2 separate regions of the Homo sapiens genome follow, and region 1 is linked to region 2. Evidence: read pairs that join two places in POLR2A ChIA-PET (ENCODE). Cell type or tissue: OCI-LY7. All regions are shown on one strand. Each heading gives the region's core, and the rest is flanking DNA. Links, peaks and the distances in the headings are about the cores only. Region 1 overlaps SLC39A11 (solute carrier family 39 member 11). Region 2 has its middle 32 kb from the start of SSTR2.

Region 1 (10,362 bases), core at 1,676-9,675, 77 kb after region 2:
TTTTGTATTTTCAGTAGAGACGGGGTTTCACCATGTTGGCCAGGTTGGTCTCGAACTCCTGACCTTGGGATCTGCCTGCCTTGGCCTCCCAAAGTGCTGGGATTACAGGCATGAGCCACCACGCTCGGTGAGTTCTGAGAATTCTTACCCAGTTTAATGATACGATCTTAAAGTAATCACAAACCTGTACTTGTCAGAATCTTTTCCGTGAGCCTCCTTGAAGACAAAACTATATAGGCTTATAGTTGCTTAGGAAAGTACCGAGCAAACAACCGTCTGTGAGTGACAGGACTTAAAATGTCCATGGTTAAAGAGCTGTTGAAATTTCATTCAATAATGACACAATTGACAAGGAAATTTAGTTGTTTCTGTGGAATACAACCATTTAACATAATAACTGAAATTATGGCTGATCACGTATCAAATTTCTAAAAATTGTAAACAATTTTCTAGAACACATATGAGTAAAATTCAAAGAAGGTTCAGCATTACTTATTATTTGACAGTACTTCCCATATAATTTAGTATACTAAATAAGCCTAATTCGTATAATATCTCCCCTTTACAAGGTGAGAGATGTATCCTTTGAGGCTTTCTCAGGGCCCAGCAAGAGAATCCCAAAGTTAATTCTTGGTCAGAAAGACTAAATTTAGAGTTTGATTTTGGTTTAAATATCACCAAGGTTTAAAACATTTCATCAAAATGGGATCACAAGTAACTATGAAATAATAGTCATTAATTTAACCAGAGTGATAAAGACTTCAAAGGTGAATATAAAAAGCAACATATTTGGAGGAAAAACCTTAGCTCTTTAATAGTTTTCTATAGTTATCAAAAACCTGATAAAGACAACGTGAAGGACAAAAAGTTATTTTGGTAGAACGCAGTCTTCATTTCCTTTGCCAGTTTCCTAAAAGGTAAAGAAACCCCCCAACTTTTTTTTTTTTACCTTGTTTTCTTTTTTTTTCTTTTTTCTTTCTTTTTTTTTTTTTTTTTTTTGAGATGGAGTTTCATTCTTGTTGCCCAGGCTGGAGTGCAGTGGCGTGATCTCGGCTCACTGCAACTTCTGCCTCCCGGCTTCAGGCGAATTCTCCTGCCTTAGCCTCCCAGGTAGCTGGGATTACAGGCACCCACCACCATGCTTGGCCGATTTTTGTATTTTTAGTACAGACAGGTTTCACCATGTTGGCCAGGCTGGTCTTGAACTCCTGACCTCAGGTGATCCACCTGCCTCAGCCTCCCAAAGTGCTGGGATTACAGGGGTGAGTCACCACGCCCTGCTGATCACAATAAAATTTCTTTCACATGATTCACCGTCCACAAACCTCCTACAACCTTCTTATATTCCATCAGTTTTTTATTTATCCTATCTATACCTTCCCTCTTTCTCATTTTGGGGCAACCTGTCATTCTACGTTAGGGTGAAAATTACTCTTTTTTTCCTTAACAAAGACACATATTTCATACCTCATAGCTTCACTTAACAAAAACATATCTTTTTTTTCCTTGCATATGGAGTTGTTTCCCATATTATTTCCAGTTTTTTTTTTTTTTTGGAGACAGTTTCAGTCTTGTCGCCCAGGCTGGAGTGCAATGGCGCGATCTCGGCTTACTGTAACCTCAGCTTCCCAGGTTCAAGTGATTCTCCTGTCTCAGCCTCCTGAGGTGGCAGCCGCCCCCATGCCCGGCTAATTTTTGTATTTTTTGTGGAGACAGGGGTTCACCGTGTTGGTCAGGCTGGTCTCGAACTCCTGACCTCAGGTGATCTGCCTGCCTCAGCCTCCCCAAAGTGCTGGGATTACAGGCGTGAGCCACTATGCCTGGGCTTATTTCCAGTTTTCACTAGCTTATATTGATTAGAATTTTAAACTGTTACTAACCTCAATTTCTAGTGAAAACATAAGAAGTAAAACAATTTTAAACTGTTATATACTAACATTTCATGAATATACATTTGTAATTTCTAGAAATATGTGCTTCCTCCTAGAACAATGTTTTCATGTTTATGAACAAACCCAAATATATTCAGCTTCTCTATATTGTACAAAACCAAGATGCCAAAGTATTTATACTTGAAACTTATGTTTAGCAGTTAATGTTCTAGTATTTTAACTAAGAAATGACTCAGACATTTTATAAATATCTATTACTTTAAAATTCCAAATTGCTGCAAAAGATTTTTGAAACAATGACAAATTCATTTATAAACTTTTATGCTGTCCATATTCACCTAATTTATTCTTTTTTTTTTAACAGTTATTATTTAATTGCTCACTAAACAAAACTAGCCATTGAAAGCATTCAGGGAATGCCACCCCAAAATGTGTTGCTTTGGTAGTCACATTTTTGGTATATTAATTACTTTGAGTTGAAGGCAAAACACAGGGCAAGGCCTCCTGAGTTCTCTTTCATCTGCCAAAAGACAGATCCTACAAAAGGAACTCAACTGCGTCAGTCTTCTGAAGATTAACCCTTTTTTATTTTTTTGAGACAGAGTTTCGCTCTGTCAGCCAGGCTGGAGTGCAGTGGTGCGATCTCGACTCACTGCAACCTCCACCTCCCAGGTTCAAGCAATTCTCTTGCCTCTTTCTCCCTAGGAGCTGGTATTACAGGTGCCTGCTACCATGCCTGGCTAATTGTTGTATTTTTAGTAGAGAGGGGGTTTCGCCATGTTGGCCAGGCTGGTCTCAAACTCCTGACCTCAGGTGATCTGCCCGTCTGGGCCTGCAAAAGTGCTGGGGTTACATATGTCAGCCACTGCACCCGGCCAAGATTAACTCCTATCACAGGAGACGAGATCAGAAGGCCACCCCAGCTGGCCCATCATCCATTCTTCCAAGGACCTATCTATCTTTTCCGCATTTACTCTGCGGATATTTTCTTTATCCCCCGACTGTTTTCATTCTAGCAAGGGGGTTAAATCAGAGGACACTTCGATTACTCATTATTGCCCCCAGGGATTGTCAGCTAGCCTGATAACCAGATTTCAGGCCAAAATAGTATTATTTGCCAAGACAAACAAACACGCAAGCCTGGTGAAGACAAAATGGTGAAAGGCAAGGCCTGTGAAACAAAGTTAAGTCTTGACCTTCTCCATTTTGAAAGTTTCTAGTGATTTAGGGTGCAAAGAGGGACACACCCCACAAATGGAGACTTTTCCCACAGAAGTAAATTTCTTTTACAAAAAAAAAAAAAAAAAAGAGTCTAAAACGAAATAACTAAAATAACTAAAGATAGGCAGCTTCCCAAGCCAGCCTGTGTTTTCTTTTTTTGGAGATAGAGTCTTGCTCTGTCCCCCAGGCTGGAGTGCAGTGGCACGATCTTGGCTCACTGCAACCTCCATCTCTGGGGTTCAAGCGATTCTTGTGCGTCAGCCTCCCAAGTAGCTGGGACTACAGGCACCTACCAATGTTCCCGGCTAATTTTCGTATTTTTGTAGAGACAGGGTTTCACCATGTTCGCCAGGCTGGTCTCGTACTCCTGACCTCAAGTGATCTGCCCGCCTCGGCCTCCCAAAGTGCTAGGATTACAGGCGTGAGCCACCGCGCCTGGCCTCAGCCTGCATTTTCTAACTAGATTACTGAATTCAGGTGGAAACCCATTATGAACAGGGCTGAATTTAAGATTTTCACCAAACCATAAAAGTGGCTAAAGAAGCAGACCTCGTTGATCTGAGAGCTTAACTTTTATAAATCACTTTTATTTGTTTTTGTTTTTAAGATTGGAAGGTTACTAAGAGAAAAAGTAAATTCAGACTAGGCAGAGGAGGATAGAAAGATAGAGAAAAGGTGCGGTCAGAATTGTCAGTCAACATAAAATATTTTTTCTCATCAATGAGTCACTTAAGCTTTCTATTTGCCTTTTATAAAGAATCTATTAAAAGAGGCAATGTTTGATTCATTTAATCATTTAGATGCCCCTGCAAACCAGTTAAAAGTGCATCCTGGCCAGGTGCAGCGGCCCCTGCTGTAATCCCAGCACTTTGGGAGGACAAGGCGGGTGCGTGGCTTGAGCCCAGGAGTTCAAGACCAGCCTGGACAACATGGCGAAACCCCATCTTGATATACATGTATATACATCTCCCACAAAAAATTAACTGGGCATGGTTGCAGGTGCCTGTACTCAGGAGGCTGAGGCAGGGAGGATCAATTGAGCTCAGGAGGCAGAGGTTGCAGTGAGTTGAAATCATACCGCTGCACTCCAGCCTTGGTGACAGAGCAAGACTGTGTCTCAGGAAAAGAAAAAAAATGCATCCCATTGTTTTTTGGGGTGTTTTGATTCTTCCTTTTCTAATGTGCCTCACAAATAAAAATTAAATATAGTTTAAAGCTTCCCCACTGTGGCCACTGTAAGTCTTCTTGGTAAAGTTCTCTCTTTCTCTAGAAAAGCACAGGTTCTGGGTTCATAGTTCTTGTACATGAAATTGGCAGGAGTTCCAGTTAGAGGAGTAGATAGGAGGATAGATTCATGGAGACCCCTTGGATCCAGGTGAACCCATGACTCCCTGTCTTCTCGTAACCTTCCCCACCTACCAGATCCAAGCCAGCTTGTTTGACCCAGGCAGGCACCTGAGGCCTCCCTACAGGACTCAGTCCCGTCTTTGTCATGACTTTGACTTTTGCCAGTGACTTGCCAGCCACCACAGATCCCAGAAGCTCACGTGCTCTCATCCAGCACAATCTAATCCTGGATGCAAAAGCCAAAAAAAGATCAGGGACTCAATGTAAAAAGAGCAGAGTCCAGCCGGGTGCGGTGGCTCATGCCTGTAAACTCAGCATTTTGGGAGGCCGAGGCGGGTGGATCACTTGAGGTCAGGAGTTCCAGACCAGCCTGGCCAACATGGTGAAACCCCGTCTCCACTAAAAATACAAAAATTAGCTAGGCATGGTGGATGGCGCCTATAGTCCCAGCTACTCGGGAGGCTGAGGCAGGAGAATTGCTTGAACCAGGGAGGTGGAGGTTACATTGAGCCAAGATTATTCCACTGTACTCCAGCCTGGGTGACAGAGCGAGACTCCGTCTCAAAAAAAAACAAACAAACAAAAAACCAGAGTCCAATCTGAGAGGCATTCACCACCCTCGGGGCTCTGTGGGGAAGATGGGACCTCACGGGGCCAGCGGTGCCTCTCCTGTGCCCTCCAGGGGCCTTGGGAGTTGCCAGCAGTGTCCTCTGTGCCCCATAGTGGGCACCAAAAGTATCAGAAAGACAATTACAGCAAATTTAAAGATCTTAATTGACCTTTATTTACGATTCAAAAATCAGGCAGCCCACAGAACCGGAATGGCTTGAGAAGCCCAGGGCTGCAACGTGGTCAGGGGACATTTATGGACAGAAGATGGAAGGGCTGCACAGAGATAGCCTAATTGGTTACAGCCTGGTGTTTTGCCTTATTTGAACCAGCTGGCTGCCTATGATTGACTGACGCTCAGCTGCTATGATTGATTAAGATTTGGTGGCTTACTAATCCCAGCACTTTCAGAGGTTGAGGCAGGAGAATCGTTTGAGCCCAGGAGTTCAAGACCAACCTGGGCAACATAGGGAGGTCTCCGCTCCCCTCCACCCCTGCCCCTCGCCCCCTACCCGCCTTCCCTCATTTCTACATACACAAATTATCCAGCCATGGTGGCAATGTGCCTGTCGTCCTAGCTAATCGGGAGGGTGAGGTGAGAGGATTGCTTGAGCCCGGGAGGTTGAGGCTGCAGTGAGCTGTGATTGTACCACTGCACTCCAGCCTGGGCAACTGAGTGAGACCCTCTCTAAAAAAAAAAAAGAAAAAAAAGTGTACTCCTAAGCTAGGCTTTCAGTTAGTCTATGTCCCAGGCCAGGTTGCAGTTGCCGGGTGAGACTCAATTGTGCAGACATCCTCAGGCTTAAACAGGTCCTACCTCCTGTGGACCTCTGCTTCCTTTGAGAGCCTTAATGTGCCCAAATATGTGCATGAACTCCCCTCTGCCCCACCCCAATGTCACGCATGAATGAATGTGGAGCACTCTAACGGGAATTCATTTCATATCCCCCCTCGACTCCCCAGAAGAGCCCTTCTCTTCCAGAGACAGCCAGCAGCCAACTGGCTTGGGACAGGGACACTCCTGGCATCATGCAGGTTGGATTGGGAGGTGCATTGTTGACAGCTGGTGAAGGGAGAGTTTGCTTGTCATTTACTCCAGCATATGACCTCATCATGGACCTGGCTCCCAAAGCCCTTGGGGTTCACTTGCTCTGCCCTTCTCTTCTGGACCCTGATCCCTTCCAGATCCTTGTCATCGAGTCTTTGTTTCTTAAGGAGATTTTTTTGCTTCTTAATTTCTGAGCCCCCTCCACGATGGGATTGATAAGCCCCTTGATAAGCATCTGCAGCTCTCCCCAGCACTTGTCTCTAAATTCTTTTTTTTTTTTTTTTTGAGACGGAATCTTGCTCTGTCACCCAGGCTGGAGTGCAATGGCACGATCTTGGCTCACTGCAACCTGTGCCTCTCAGGTTCAAGCGATTCTCTTGCCTCAGCCTCCTGAGTAGTTGGGATTATAGGCACATGCCACCATACCTGACTAATTTTTGTGTTTTTAGTAGAGATGGGGTTTCACCATGTTGGCCAGGCCAGTTTCGAACTCCTGACCTCAAGTGATCCACCTGCCTGGGCCTCCCACTGTCTCTGGATTCTAATTGTTTGTCTTCTTTCCTCCCCAAACTAGAAGCACCTTGAGGGCAGAGGCGGTCTCTTTCACTGTTGAGCCTTGGTCCTTATTACAGGGCCTAGAACATAGTTGGCATCCAAAAATATTTTTAAAGTGAATGTTGAATAAATGTGGCGTGTGCATTAGAGTTTTTTTTTTTGTTTTTTTGTTTTTTTCGAGATGGAGTCTTGGTCCAGCTCCCAGGCTGGAGTGCAGTGGCGATCTTGGCTCACTGCAACCTCCGCCTCCCGGGTTCAAGAGATTCTCCTGCCTCAGCCTCCTGAGTAGCTGGGACTACAGGCATGCGCTACCAAACCCAGCTAATTTTTGTATTTTTAGTAGACACGGGGTTTCACCATGTGGTCAGGCTGGTCTCGAACTCCGGACTGTGTGGTCCACCCACCTCGGCCTCCCAAAGTGCTGGGATTACAGGCATGAGCCACCACACCTGGCCCGCATTAGAGATTTTCTTTGGGGTTGGCTGCCTCTCAGCTCAGCTTGATTTTTCCAGACCCCCCATGTGTGCTGATTTATATTACTGGAACATCAGAATGAAATCTCAAAATAGGCAGCAAGAAATCCTCCCTGCTGAGTCTATACGGAAATCAGTCTTTCTGATTCTCCCAATGAAGGAAGAAACTAATTGAATGTAAACTCATTACATCTCTGAAGCAGTTTGAAAATTTCCCCACGTTTTAATTATGATGAACATCTCAGGATGCAGTCATGCCAGGAAATGTCTCAAACCATCAGCTGCGTGGGGTGAGCTCAGGGCAGGGGGCGGTCGGCACCATGGGCTGGAGCCCTTTTTTATTAGTGGACATGTATTCTGGCATTATAAAGAATCCTGGGGTCACCTTGCTTGGGTTTGATCCTGGTTTCGCTAATCACTAGTTGTGGGAGCTCGGGCTAGTTAGCTAGACTTTGTAAGCCTGAGTTTCCCCATTTGTAAAATGGAGATGATAGTACTGTCTCCTGTATAGGATTGCTGTACAGATGAAATGAGTAAGTATATTTCAAGCATTTAACACAGTAATTGACACATAGCAAATGCTCATCAATACATGTTGATGACTATTCATATAAAATGGGTGGGAGACACATGAGCTGTTTGGGTTTGATGTAAGTCTGCGACTGTGGGTATCAGTTTTCCTCTAGTATGTGGCCCTCAGGGTTACTACTTACCTCTTTTATCCCTAGTTGATTAACTTCTCCATACAGACTCCTATAAACTTTCTTCTCAGTAGTATCAATCTTCTATCGTTTTTTCTTCATATATAATTAAAAAAAAAAAAGAAAATCAAATGGGCTCATACCATACATAATGGTTGTTTCTGTTGTTGTTTTGTTTGAGATGGGGTCGCGCTCTGTTGCCCAGGCTGGAATGCATTGGCACAATCTTGGCTCACTGTAGCCTCCGTCTCACTGGAGTGAACTCATCTCAGCTCATGTGATGGAGTAATATGTAACCACCAACATAACAAGAAAAAGATTAGAATACATTAAGTGAAAGAACATGTTTTTAAACATTAGGTTGGCCAGGCTCAGTGGCTCATGCCTATAATCCCAGCACTTTGGGAGGCTGAGGCAGGCTGATCACCTGAGGTCAGGAGTTCGAGACCAGCCTGGCCAACATGGTGAAACCTTGTCTCTACTAAAAATGCAAAAATTAGCCAGGCATGATGGCACGCTCCTGTAATTCCAGCTACTCGGGAGGCAGAGGCAGGAGAATTGCTTGAACCCGGGAGGTGGAGGTTGCAGTGAGCCAAGATTGTGCCACTGTGACTGCAGCTTGGGCAGGAATAAAACCACTAATTCTCTACCTCACCTTCCATGGTCCTGCCCTCTTTTCCAGTAGTAACCACTTTTGTCTGCTTTTTGAGACATTTTCTCCCACATTTCTAAATAAATGTGTTCTGCAGTTTCTCAGTTTGGAAGCCAGTGTCCCTGAGTTCTGGTAAATGTTATTTTATATGCCTTTAATAGTTCCCCTGGCTGGTCCTCTGTCCTCTCTTTATTAGTCTTATTAGTTGGCTACTGGCCTTCCTGGACTTAATCTCTCACTCTCCTCTCTTTTCGCTCTTTATTTTATCATCTGTTTGCTGCTTTGTTCTGCGTGGTGGAAAATTTCATTGATTCCATAAAAAGAGCAAAGTGTTTTCGGTTGTTTTTGCAGTTTTAGGTTTTGAAAACTCTCTTAGTCTTCCTGTTTTTTTTTTCCCCTCTAGCATCCTGTCTTTATGGGTTTATTTCATGCATCCTTATCTGTCTGATAATAATGAGAGGTTTTTCTTGTTATAAATGTTGTCCCCCTGGATTCTCCAGATTCCCTCTGAGAGGCTTTCTTCTTTTTTTTTTCTGGGGTTGATTTGGTCTCTGTCAGCAACACTGGGGGGCTTGCACTTAACACTCGGTAAAAAACGGGGCACCTTGTATTAGAAATAGCCAACATGTTGAGTGCCTAGAACACAGATGAGCTCATTTTGTCTTCACGACCACTTGATGGAGCTGGGGATGGTTATTCCAATTTTACAGCTGACAAAACTGAGGCCCATAGAGGTGACACGGGTCTGAATCAGTGTCCTAAGCCTGATGATACATTTTCTTTGATTTTTCTTCCATTACAGATGAGTTTCGACATTCCCTCTGGCACCAACAAACTTTTTGCTTTTTGCTTTTGAGATGGAATCTCGCTTTGTCACCCAGGCTGCAGTACAGTGGCGAGATCTCAGCTGACTGCAACCTCCACTTCCTGGGTTCAAGCGATTCTTTGGTCTCAGCCACCTGAGTAGTTGGGATTATAGGCACATGCCACCACACCTGGCTAATTTTTGTATTTTTTGTAGACACAGGGTTTCACCATGTTGGCCGGGCTGGTCTCGAACTCCTGACCTCAGGTGATCCGCCCGCCTCGGCCTCCCAAAGTGCCGGGATTACAGGCCTGAACCACGGCGACTGGCCTGAACTCTTGACGGCTCCCCCTCACTTCCTATTCCATCCTCACCTCCTAACCTGTCCTCCTTCACTGTGTCTCTTCTCAGTCAAGGCTGCCACCTTCTACCAAGTTGCACAGTCCCCAAACCTGAGTCATCTGGATTCCTGTCTGCCTTGGGTTGGAAAATGTCCTCACCCTGCAAATTCCTGTCTGCACAGAACCTGTGAATGTGACCTTCACAGGTCTTTTTAGGGCTCGGAAATGGGGTCTTTGTGGATATAAACAAGTTACTGTCATGGAAATTTAATCAAGTTAAGATGAGGTCATACCACATTAGGACTGGTGTCCTTATAAGAAGAGGGACACAGACAAACAGACAGGTGAGGGTGGCCGGGTGACTGGAGTGATGTATCCACAAGTCAAGGAACACCGAGGGCTTCTGGCAGCCACTAGAGGCAGGGAAGCTTTCTTCCCAAGAGCCTTTAGAGGGAGCGTGGCCCAGCTGACACCTTGATTTTGCATTTCTAACTTCTAGAACCGTGAGAGAATGAATTTCTGTTGTTATAAGCCACTCAGTTTGCAGTCTTTTGTTATAGCAGCTCCAGGAAACCAATACATTCTCTTTTACTGGATCTTGCCTTATTCTTCCATTGACAAGCCCTGTAATCCCTCCCTCCAAAATACATCCCGAATTGGATCATCTTTCCTCACCTGCACTGATGACACTGGTCCATGCCCCTCAAGGGGCCTTTCT
Region 2 (10,362 bases), core at 1,425-9,424:
CTAATACTTGTATTTTTGGTAGAGACAAGTATTCACTATGTTACAAAGTAATCTGTATACCAAGTGTGAGATGTAAATACATACCTGGTTATTGTAACAACTTTGCAAATTTTAAAAATTAGTGAGGCAGTGCCAAAACAGTAAAGCAGGAATAATTGATTTAAAGTGAGTTGGAATTTTTTTTTAACTATCCCCATCTCATCTACTCAAAATTTAGATTCTTGTATTTTAATGTTTTCTCCCTACTGTTATATATTTTGGGGTTGAATTCCTGAACTCAGGTGATTTGCCTGCCTTGGCCTCCCAAAGTGCTGCGCTTAGAGGTGTGAGCCACCACGCCCAACCCAGATGTGGCAGTTTAACCCCAAAGCCTATGCTCAAAGCTACTGTCCTGGAGATAAGGCTACTTGTCACTGGGTGGTGAGATTACAGACATTTTTATATTAATCTTGCTGTCTGTATATGCACACATTGCTTTTGCAATAGGAAAATAACCAAAAATGTATAACAGTAGGGAAAAAACAATAAAATATAAGAATCTTAATGTTCAGTAGATGAGGAGATGGGGATAGTTAAAAAAAAATTCCCAACTCACTTTAAATCAATTATTCCTGCTTTACTGTTTTGGCAATGCCTCACTAATTTTTTAAATTTGCAGTCATTACAATAACCAGGTATGTATTTATATCTTCCGCTTGGTATACAAATAACTTTGTAATTGTCCCTAATTTGTTTTAATGAATTGGTGGACATTAAGGTTGTTTTTAATTTGTCCCTATTCTGTAGACGGAGCTGGGAATAATTAATTGGAAACAAATTTGAAGGTGCCGGGTGCAGTGGCTCAAGCCTATAATCCCAGCACTTTGGGAGGCCGAGGTGGGCAGATCACCTGAGGTCAGGAGTTCGAGACCAACCTGGCCAACATGGCAAAACCCCATTTCTACTAAAAATACAAAGATTAGCTGGGCGTGGTGGTGGGTACCTGTAATCCCAGCTACTCGGGAGGCTGAGGCAGGAGAATGGCTTGAACCTGGAAAGTGGAGGTTGCAGCGAGCCTAGATCGTGCCACTGCACTCTAGCCTGTGTGACAGAGTGAGACTCCATCTCAAGGAAAAAAAAAAAAAAGAGAGAACGAAAACCCACGAACTAGAGGAAACTCGAATTGTGGAAAAAATAAAGTGTTCATAAAGCCAGTTCAGGGTGTTTAGGAATTAGGAATCCTTAGGGAAAACACAGGGGCAGTAGTTTGGATCACATTGCCATCATGACAAAACGACAGTCAAATTGCATTGTAGTGAATATTTGTCTTTTTTGGTTGCCCACCATAGGAATCATCTTATGGGGAATTTCCTATCTTATGAGATAGAGCTCACCTCTGGAATAACCAGGTATCAGACTTCCCAGCCTCCTTTGCAAATGGACCGGGATGCATGAGCTTAGAAATGCAAATCACATGCACCTGCACATGGCTTTGGATGAGAAGCTGGTGACAGAAAGAAGCAGCGGCCACAAGGAATCTATTCCTGGGCCAGGTGCAGTGGCTCATACCTGTAATCCTAGCACTTTAGGAGGCTGAGGAGGGTGGATCACCTGAGGTCAGGAGTTTGAGACCAGCCTGGACCACACGGAAAAACGTCTCTACTAAAAATACAAAAATTAGCCAGGCTTGGTGGCGGGTGCCTGTAATCCCAGGTACCTGGGAGGCTGAGGCAGGAGAATCACTTGAAGCCAGGAGGCAGAGGTTCCAGTGAGCTGAGATCGTGCCACTGCACTCCAGCCTGGGTGACAGAGGGAGACTCCATCTCCAAAATAATAATAATAATAATAATAATAATAATGCATTTTTGTGAGGGTGGCAGAAGCAGTGGTTGTGTCCAAATCTGGAAGACACATGGCAATGATTCTGGAAACAGTATCGAGGGGTCTCAGTACTGACACAGCCTGAAGCACTGACACCCTCAGGGTTGCAACACCACTGTCCTCACTGGGTTAGTTCTATGGTGCAATTATGGGATTTCATCTGACTGTTTACCGCTGTGTGGTCGTTCTGTTCCTCCTGAGAGGTCTGCAACTGACTCAACCATTTAATAAATTTTATTTCCATTTCAATAAGTCAGAATTAGTTTTTATTAAATGCAAGTAAAATTTCTGATGGATGTACACGTTACATTGATTTCTATATATTTACTATGTATACCTTTAATCCAATAGTGTCTTTTGTTTGTTTGTTTGTTTTGTTTTTGTTTTTGTTTTTGACAGTCTCGCTTTGTTGCCCAGGCTGGAGTGCAGTGGCACAATCTCGGTTCACTGCAACCTCCACCTCCTGGGTTCAAGCGATTCTCCTGCCTCAGCCTCCCAAGTAGCTGGGACTACAGGTGCCCACCACCACGCCTGGCTAATTTTTATATTTTTAGTAGAGTTGGGGTTTCACCATGTTGGCCAGGCTGGTTGCGAACTCCTGACCTCAAGTGATCTGCCTGCCTTGGCCTCCCAAAGTGTTGGGATTACAGGTGTGAGCCACTTCCCCCAGCCCCAGTAGTGTCTTTATACTATAAAATGATTGTAGGATCAGGAAATACATCCAGGATTAAGAGAGTTTTTCAGAAGCTTTGGGCTTTTAAAAATAATACAAAATATTTGCATAGCTAATAATGTAAGATATTTGCATGGATGATCTAAGCTTAAAATTTTATAGAAGTCATTTAAAAGGATTGGAGAGGGATCTTGTTTTAGTTAATAAATTGGGTCATATATTGAAGTTTCCAAAAGCCATGAAGGTTGGGATGAAAACATTATTTATAATGAATCTCATACTGAGTTATTTTCCCAAATGGCGGTACATTTACATAATAGCAGGAAGTCTTGATTTTCCATGTTGCTGTGATTCTAGCTCATTTAGTCCAATAGCATATCATTAATAACTCTTAGGTCAGCCTTGCACCACTATTGAAATCTGTGTCTGGGGGATACCTAAGAGAAAGAAAATACTTTTTCCAGCCATCTTCCCCTTCCACACAGGAATATCAAAGCACATACATACAGATATATTTAGGTCAAGGATTTTGTGAGGTTTCTAGCCGTGCATTTTAATTGAGGTTTTATATGAGGTTAGGGGGAGGTGGGAGTTTTTGGGCCAGAATCTGGAATGCAGGATACTGTTCGGTTATGAAATGGTATCCTTTCAGCAAACCTTCCCTGAATCCCTTTCAGGCTACTCTAGGTGCTGAGGTCATGCATAACTTACAATTATATTCAACTCCAAGTAATAGAAAGCCCCAAATAATAGTGGCTTAAGTTAGAAAAAAGCCTACAAGTAGTCCAGGGCTGATATTGCTTTAAATACTGTTAGTGACCCAGGATTCTCCTGTTTTATTGCTCTGGTAGGGGTTGCTTTCACCCCCAAGGTCCCTTGTGGTCCAAGAGGGGCTGCTATAGCAGCAGCCGTTATTCCGCATCCCAGCCAGCAGGAAACAGGAAGCAGAGAAGGGCATGCTTCCTCCTTTTAGGATACTTCCTGGTTAGCGCTTAGTCACATGACCATGCGTAGCTACAAGGGATGCTGGAAAATACAGTCTTTATCCCAGTAGCCATGTGCCCAGCTAAGAACTGGAGTGTCTTTAATGGAGGATGATGAAGAGAGTAGATTCCCAAAGACAATTAGCTGCCTCCATCCCAAGCAGTTACAGAGAATTAGAGTTTATCTTCTAAGGGAGGAAACCAACATGTGCACTGTCAACTACCTTCTTGCAATGTGTTAAATTGCAAGAGTGAGGTAGTCAAAGTGTTGTAGTCAAAGGGCTGTGGGAGTGGCAAGAAGGGAGAAGCAGCCTGGGACAGTGTAGAGGCCCATCAGACTTGCTCTAGAGCTTGACTACCAGGGCTTGAATTTGTTTTTGGCATTTCCTACCCATGATGACCTCAGGCAAATTCAAAACCTCTTTGAGCTGCAGCTCCTCACCCTATCCCCTGCTTCCTAGGGTTACTAAGTAAAATACAGGACACCCAGTGTTCCAATGCTTATACTAAAATATTGTTATTTATCTTAAATTTAAATTTAATGAAGTGTCCTGTTTTTTTGTTTGTTTGCTAAATCTAGCAATTCTACCCCTTCCCCATCTGTAAGATGGGGAGTTATTCAACATAATAAAAATATAGTTAATGAATAAACAAATACTGATTCCCGGAGAGCTTATTATATGCTGGGTATTGTTCTAGGAATAGGGGTTAAACTTACACTATGGGGTTATTTGAGGATTAACCAAAAAACCCCCCTGTACAGAGCTGGGCCTGGAGGAGGCTCAGAGCTCCTTGACTGGTTCTATGGCTGCTGCTCCTACTCTTTGGCCTAGAAAGCTCTGATGGAGAAGAGGCTGGAGGGTCCATGCAGAACAACTTCTGACAGGGGTGCTTTGGAACCTGTGACAGGGTTGATGGACTCTGACCATCTTGAGTGGCCACAGGAGGCGTCTTGCTCACCCTGAGATCTGGGCCATGTGCTTGCTTCTCTAGAAAGCCCTCTGGGGCCAGTCTGGCTGGAGCCATCTCTCCTACCTCTGAATTCATTGTATGTGTCTATATTTCTTTCTTGGCCCTTATGAGAAAGAAATACTTATACCTTCTTTTGTTCTATAAAAGGTTTGAGGTGACTTAGTTGGCAATTTCTTGTTGACTGCATTGGCACAGGTCTTCTGTTTACCCTCTTTCTCTCTCTCTCTCTCTTTTTTTTTTTTTTTTTTTTTTTGAGATAGGGTCTTGCTCTGTCACCCATGCTGGAGTGCAGTAGCGTGATCACAGCTAACTGCATCCTTGATCTCCTGGGCTCAAGTTGATCTTCCCACCTCAGCGTCCCAAGTAGCTGGGACTACAGGTGTGTGACACCAGGTCTGGCTAATTTTTGTATTTTTAGTAGAAACAGAGTCTTGCCATGTTGCCCAGGCTAGTCTTGAACTCCTGGGCTGAAGCTATTCATCTACCTCAGCCTCCCAAAGTGCTGGGATTATAGGCCTGAGCTACTGCGCCCAGCCATTTCTCTCTCTCTTTCTTTGATTAGCTCTTGTAGTAGTATTTGATGTTCTGTGGTCTCTCTGCCTTGTTTGTAAACTTCCTAAATTCTGAGGCCATGGCCCACAACCCATAAGAAGTAGTCTTCAGCATCTCCTGAGAGGCCGATTGACCCTACCCATCTTTAGAGTCTTTGGATGGAGAGTTAGTTTCAACCCCTCCCATGCCTCTCCCTGGCACCAGCTGGGGGATCCTAGAGAGTCCTCCCCTGGTCTGCCCACTGACCATAATGCTATCAGCAGGCTACACAGCTCTGCAAGCAACAACCCCAGGAGCTGCCATGATGGACAGAGAGAGGCCGTGAAAATGGTAGAGCAGTTTAAGAGTAACCGTTCTAGAGAGAACCCTTATTTCTTATTTGTATTGCAGCTTTGGCTGGGCCCTGTGCTTCCTCACAGGGTAATGCCACCCGTTTTTTTTGGTGTGCGCCCTCCCCCCGCGCCCGCCACTTTAGATCACTTCTGCATTCACCCCTGCCTTTCTGCCTTGCAGCTGGTGGGTGTAGGGGGTGCTCTGGGAGTGCAGATGCATCTTGACATCAGCCTAAGTCACACATGATTAAGAAGGTAAATCTGCTGGGGGAAGTAGTGAGAGATAGATGATTCCTATTAGCATCTGAAACCAATTATAAATGCTTTTGCATTAACCGCCGCTGGGGATTTTCCGTGGCACTTCATACACAATTGGGAATTGATTGCGCTAGGATGCAGAACAGCAGGAGAAAACAAAAGGGAACGGGATTTACTGGCCCTTGAATAAGGAGCGAAGCATTATGTCCTTCCCTACACAGGACACCGTTTTCTTTCCCTAGATCGGGGGTTGGCAAACTTCTTCTGTAAATGGTCGGAGAGTAAATATCTTCTGCTTTGTGGGCTATACAGCTTCTGTCACAACTACTCAGCTCTATTGTAGAAGAAACAGCCATAGATGATAAATCAATGCATCAATGATGGGCCATAACTAGGTTCCCATAAAACTTTTTTTTTTTTTTTGAGTTGGAGTCTCGCTCTGTCACCCAGGCTGGAGTGCAGTGGCGCCATCTCGGCTCACTGAAATCTCTGCCTCCCGGGTTCAAGCAATTCTCCTGCCTCAGTCTCCCTAGTAGCTGGGATTACAGGTGCCCGCCACCATGCCTAGCTAATTTTTATATTTTTAGTAGAGACGGGGTTTCCCCACGTTGGCCAGGCTGGTCTCAAACTCCTGACCTCAAGTGATCTGTCCGCCTTGGCCTCCCAAAGTGCTGGGATTACAGGAGTGAGCCACAGTGCCCAGCCCCAATAAAACTTTATTTATAAAAACAGGCATAACCAGACTTGGCCTGTGAGTTGTAGTATACCAAATCTTGCACTAGCGTTTAGGAGGGCCCAGTTCACTCCTTCTTTCTCCCTTTCTTTGGAAGTTTCAGGCTGCTCTGCCTATGGAGTAGCCAATCTTTATTCCTTTACTTTCTTAATAAACTTGCTTCCATTAAAAAAAAAAAAAAGTTTCAACTAGTGCAGTTTAGCACCCACCCTGCCCCCCATGGCTCCAACCCAGTTCTTGGGGTCGGGGGAGGAGCACTGCCCTCCAGGAGAGACCCACTTTGTAATTAAGGTTGATATTTTCTGGACTGAGTTTTGTACAGCCAGTTCTTGGCAAAGAGCGCTTGAGCTGACTTTTCTTGTTAATGACTCCTGCTTCATGAGCCTATTCAGATGGTCCCCCTGCAACTTCATCTAGCCATATAAACTTTTCCAATCTGTGCTGATGAGTTCCTGGAGACAGGATATGGAGCCCAGCTCTCCTCAAGGGCATTGCTGTCCAAAGCCTCACCCACCAGGATAGTCCCTACTCAAAACCAGGCAGCAGAGCTCTCACGGGTTCAGCTACCCTCTCACAGGCTGGTTTAAGAACACAAAAAAATTAAAGATGTATAATTATACATTCATGTATACGTGTGTCTATAGCTTCATAAAATTGTAAAAACACATAATGTAGAATTTACCATCGTAACTATTTTTAAGTATGTAGTACCATAATGGTAACTATATGCACATCATGTGCAAAAGATCTCTAGGATGTTTTATATTACGAAACTGAAACTCTATATCCGTTAAATAACTCCCCTTTTCCCCCTCTTCCCCAGCCCCTAGCAATCACCATTCTACTTTGTTTCTACAAACTTGACTGCTTTGGATGCCTCGATATAAGCGGTGCGTCGTGTGGTATTTGTTCTTCTGTGACTGGCTTATTGCACTTCGCATAATGTTCTCAAGGTTTTTCCATGGTGTAGCATAAGATGGATTTTCCTCCTTTTTAAGGCTAAGACGCTGTTGTAAGCACAGACCACATTCTCTTTATCCATTCATCCATGGATGGACATATAGTCGCTTCTACCTCTTGGCTATTGTGAATAATGCTGCAACGAACAAAGGTGTGCAAATATCTCTTTGAGATCCTGTTTTCAATTCTTTTGGGGGTATATCCAGAAGTGGGATTGCTGGATCATATGGCAATTCTATGTTTAATTTTTTGAGAAATCTCCATCGAGTTTTCCATAGCAGCTACATCATTTCGCATCCCCACCAACACATTTATAGCTTTTATTTTTTAAAAAAAGAAAAAAAGGTAAACAGGATCACCTGCATAGTTTCATTCACTTATTCATTCACAAATATTTATTGAGCGCCCACCCATGGCTAGACAGTGGGGTGTTACGTTGAACCAGACAAATCACTACCCTCTTGGAGTTAGCCTTTTTGGGCAGATAGTAAACAAATAGACATATAATTCTGCTAGAGAAATAGAAAAGAGCTTAATTTAGCTATGTTTGGGGAAAAAAAGTGGCGTCAGGGGTTCCAGAATAGAAATAGAGGGAGTGGCCCTTCTTACGACCCTTCCCAGGTGAGGCTTCTGCAGAAACCCAGTCGGAGCCAGCTATTGTAAGCCTACTCACCAGACTTAAAAAAAAAATGAAGTAAGGGGGCAGGGTCCGTGGCTCATGCCTATAACCTTGAGTCCAGGAGTTAAGGCTGCAACGAGCTATGATTGCACCACTGCATTCTAGCCTGGATGACGGAGCCAGACCCTGTGTCTAAAATAAATTAATAAATTAATAATAATAAATTAAGGTGAGGCCGGGCATGGTGGCTCATGCCTGTAATCCCAGCTTTTAGGGAGGCAGAGGCGGGAGGATAGCTTGAGCCCAGGAGTTTGAGACTTACCTGGGCAATATAGCGAGATCCCATTCTCCACAAAAAGGAAAAAAAGACAAAAATTAAGGTGAAATTCACATAACATAAAAGTAACCATTTTAATTGAACAATTCAGTGGCATTTAGTATATTTGCAATGTTCTACAAGTACAAATTCTATGTCTTTCCAAAAAAATTTTAGTCACTCCAAAATAAAACCCTATACCCATAAAACAGTCATTACCTATTCCCCACTCTGGCAGCCCCTGACAACCACAATCTGCTTTCTCTCTTTTTTTTTTTTTTTTTTTTTTTTTGAGAAGAGTCTCACTCTGTCACCCAGGCTGGAGTGCAATGCCATGATCTTGGCTCACTGCAACCTCCACCTCCTGGGTTCAAGCGATTCTTCTGCCTCAGCCTCCCGAATAGCTGGGATTACAGGCACCTGCCATCATGCCCAGCTAATTTTTGTATTTTTGTAGAGATGGGGTTTCATCATGTTGGCTGGGCTGGTCTTGAACTTCTGACCTTCGGTGATCCACCCATCTTGGCCCCCCAAAGTGCTGGGATTACAGGATTGAGCCACCGCACCCAGCCCAATCTGCTTTCTCTTTCTGCAGAGTTCCCTATTCTGGCTATTTCTTACAAATGGAATCATACAATATGTGGTGTTTGGTGTCTGGCTTCTTTCACTGAGCATAATGTTCTGGAGGTTCATCTGCATTGTGGCATGGATCAGCACTTCATGCCTTTTCATGGCTGAATGATAATATTCTATTGTATGGATAGACCCCATTGTGTGTATCCATTCATCAGTTGATGGACATTTGGGTTGCTTCTACCTTGTGCCTGTTGTGAATAGTACTGGCATGAACATTTATGTACAAGGATTTGTTTGATTTGAGTCTGTTTTCAATTTTGGGGGATACTATGATCACAGATTTTTTGCAGCTTAGGACTCACTCGGGTTCCATTCATTATAAGAAGCAGAGGGTGACGTGACTTGGCTCAGTGAGTTAGTGAAGCTTCAAATCTGAACTGGGGTTGGGATTTCCAGGCAGTGTTCCCACCACTGCACATGCTATAGTTTCATTTCCATCCCCTTCGCTGCCTGGCTGGGCCTCTGGAGGTTGTCTCCTGAAGCCCTGCCTTCCCACTGCTGTTCCTAAGGTAGCTGGAGGTGAAATCAGACTGTCCTTGGCAGCAGGGATTGGGCTCTGACCTCATATCTGCCCCATGTAAGGCCTTTTTTTTTTTTTTTTCTGAGACAGAGTCTTGCTCTGTTGCCCAGGCTGGAGTGCAGTGGCACGATCTCGGCTCACTGCAACCTCCACCTCCCAGGTTCAAGCAATTATCCTGCCTCAGCCTCCCAAGTAGCTGGGATTACAGGTGCCCACCGCCACACCCGGCTAACTTTTGTATTTTTAATAGAGACAGGGTTTCGCCATGTTGGTCAGTCTGGTCTCGAACTCCTGACCTCAGGTGATCCCCCCGCCTCAGCCTCTTGAAGCGCTGGGATTACAGGTGTGAGCCATCATGCCTGGCCCAATGTAAGGCCTTTGGTATGGCAGCCTTTGCTTTGGGAGCAGTGATAGGTGTTATGGGCCAGTTGAGGTGACCAGGGGAGGTTGTGGAAACTGCTTTTGTGGGAGGAAAGCAGTCTCTTTCCTCCCTGTCTCTTCGGATCTCCTCTCATGGATCCCTCCAGTGGATCCCCTAGGGTAGGAAAGAGATCCTTGCCCTGGGATTGTGATCCAAGTGATTTTAAGATTCACTGAGTTGGCTGGGTGTGGTGGCTCACGCCTGTAATCCCAGCACTTTGGGAGGCCGAGGTGGGCAGATCACGAGGTCAGGAGATGGAGACCATCTTGGCTAATACGGTAAAACCCCATCTCTACTAAAAATAGGAAAAATTAGCTGGGCATGGTGGTGGGCACCTGTAGTCCCAGCTACTTGGGAGGCTGAGGCAGGAGAATGGCGTGAACCCAGGAGTGAGCTGAGATCACGCCACTGCACTCCAGCCTGAGTGACACAGCGAGACTCCGTCTCAAAAAAAAAAAAAAAAAAAAAAAGATTCACTGAGCAGGTGGCAGAGGAGGCCAAAGGCCTTGGTGCTGAAGTTCTCTTTT

The links. ChIA-PET counts read pairs that join two places held together with the same protein. Peaks named below come from ENCODE experiments on the same cell type or tissue, not always from the same donor. Only the 100,000 strongest peaks of a DNase experiment are listed, where the experiment ranks them.
Region 1: POLR2A ChIA-PET joins it to region 2 with 8 read pairs; 5 of 35 experiments call an interaction of 5 or more read pairs at or near these places.

Annotation. Positions count from the first base shown.
Region 1 is chr17:73,050,848-73,061,209 of GRCh38, reverse strand. The region is part of intron 3 of SLC39A11 (solute carrier family 39 member 11); the gene reads left to right. Among named protein-coding and RNA genes, the nearest start is that of SLC39A11, 37 kb to the left of the region's middle. In OCI-LY7, for the core only: no CTCF peak of the experiment used is centred there; no DNase peak of the experiment used is centred there.
Region 2 is chr17:73,127,596-73,137,957 of GRCh38, reverse strand. No RefSeq gene overlaps it. Among named protein-coding and RNA genes, the nearest start is that of SSTR2, 32 kb to the left of the region's middle. RefSeq lists silencers at 302-502, 5,477-5,546 and an enhancer at 5,487-6,036. In OCI-LY7, for the core only: no CTCF peak of the experiment used is centred there; a DNase peak (open chromatin) is centred at 5,557; H3K27ac peaks cover 537 bases.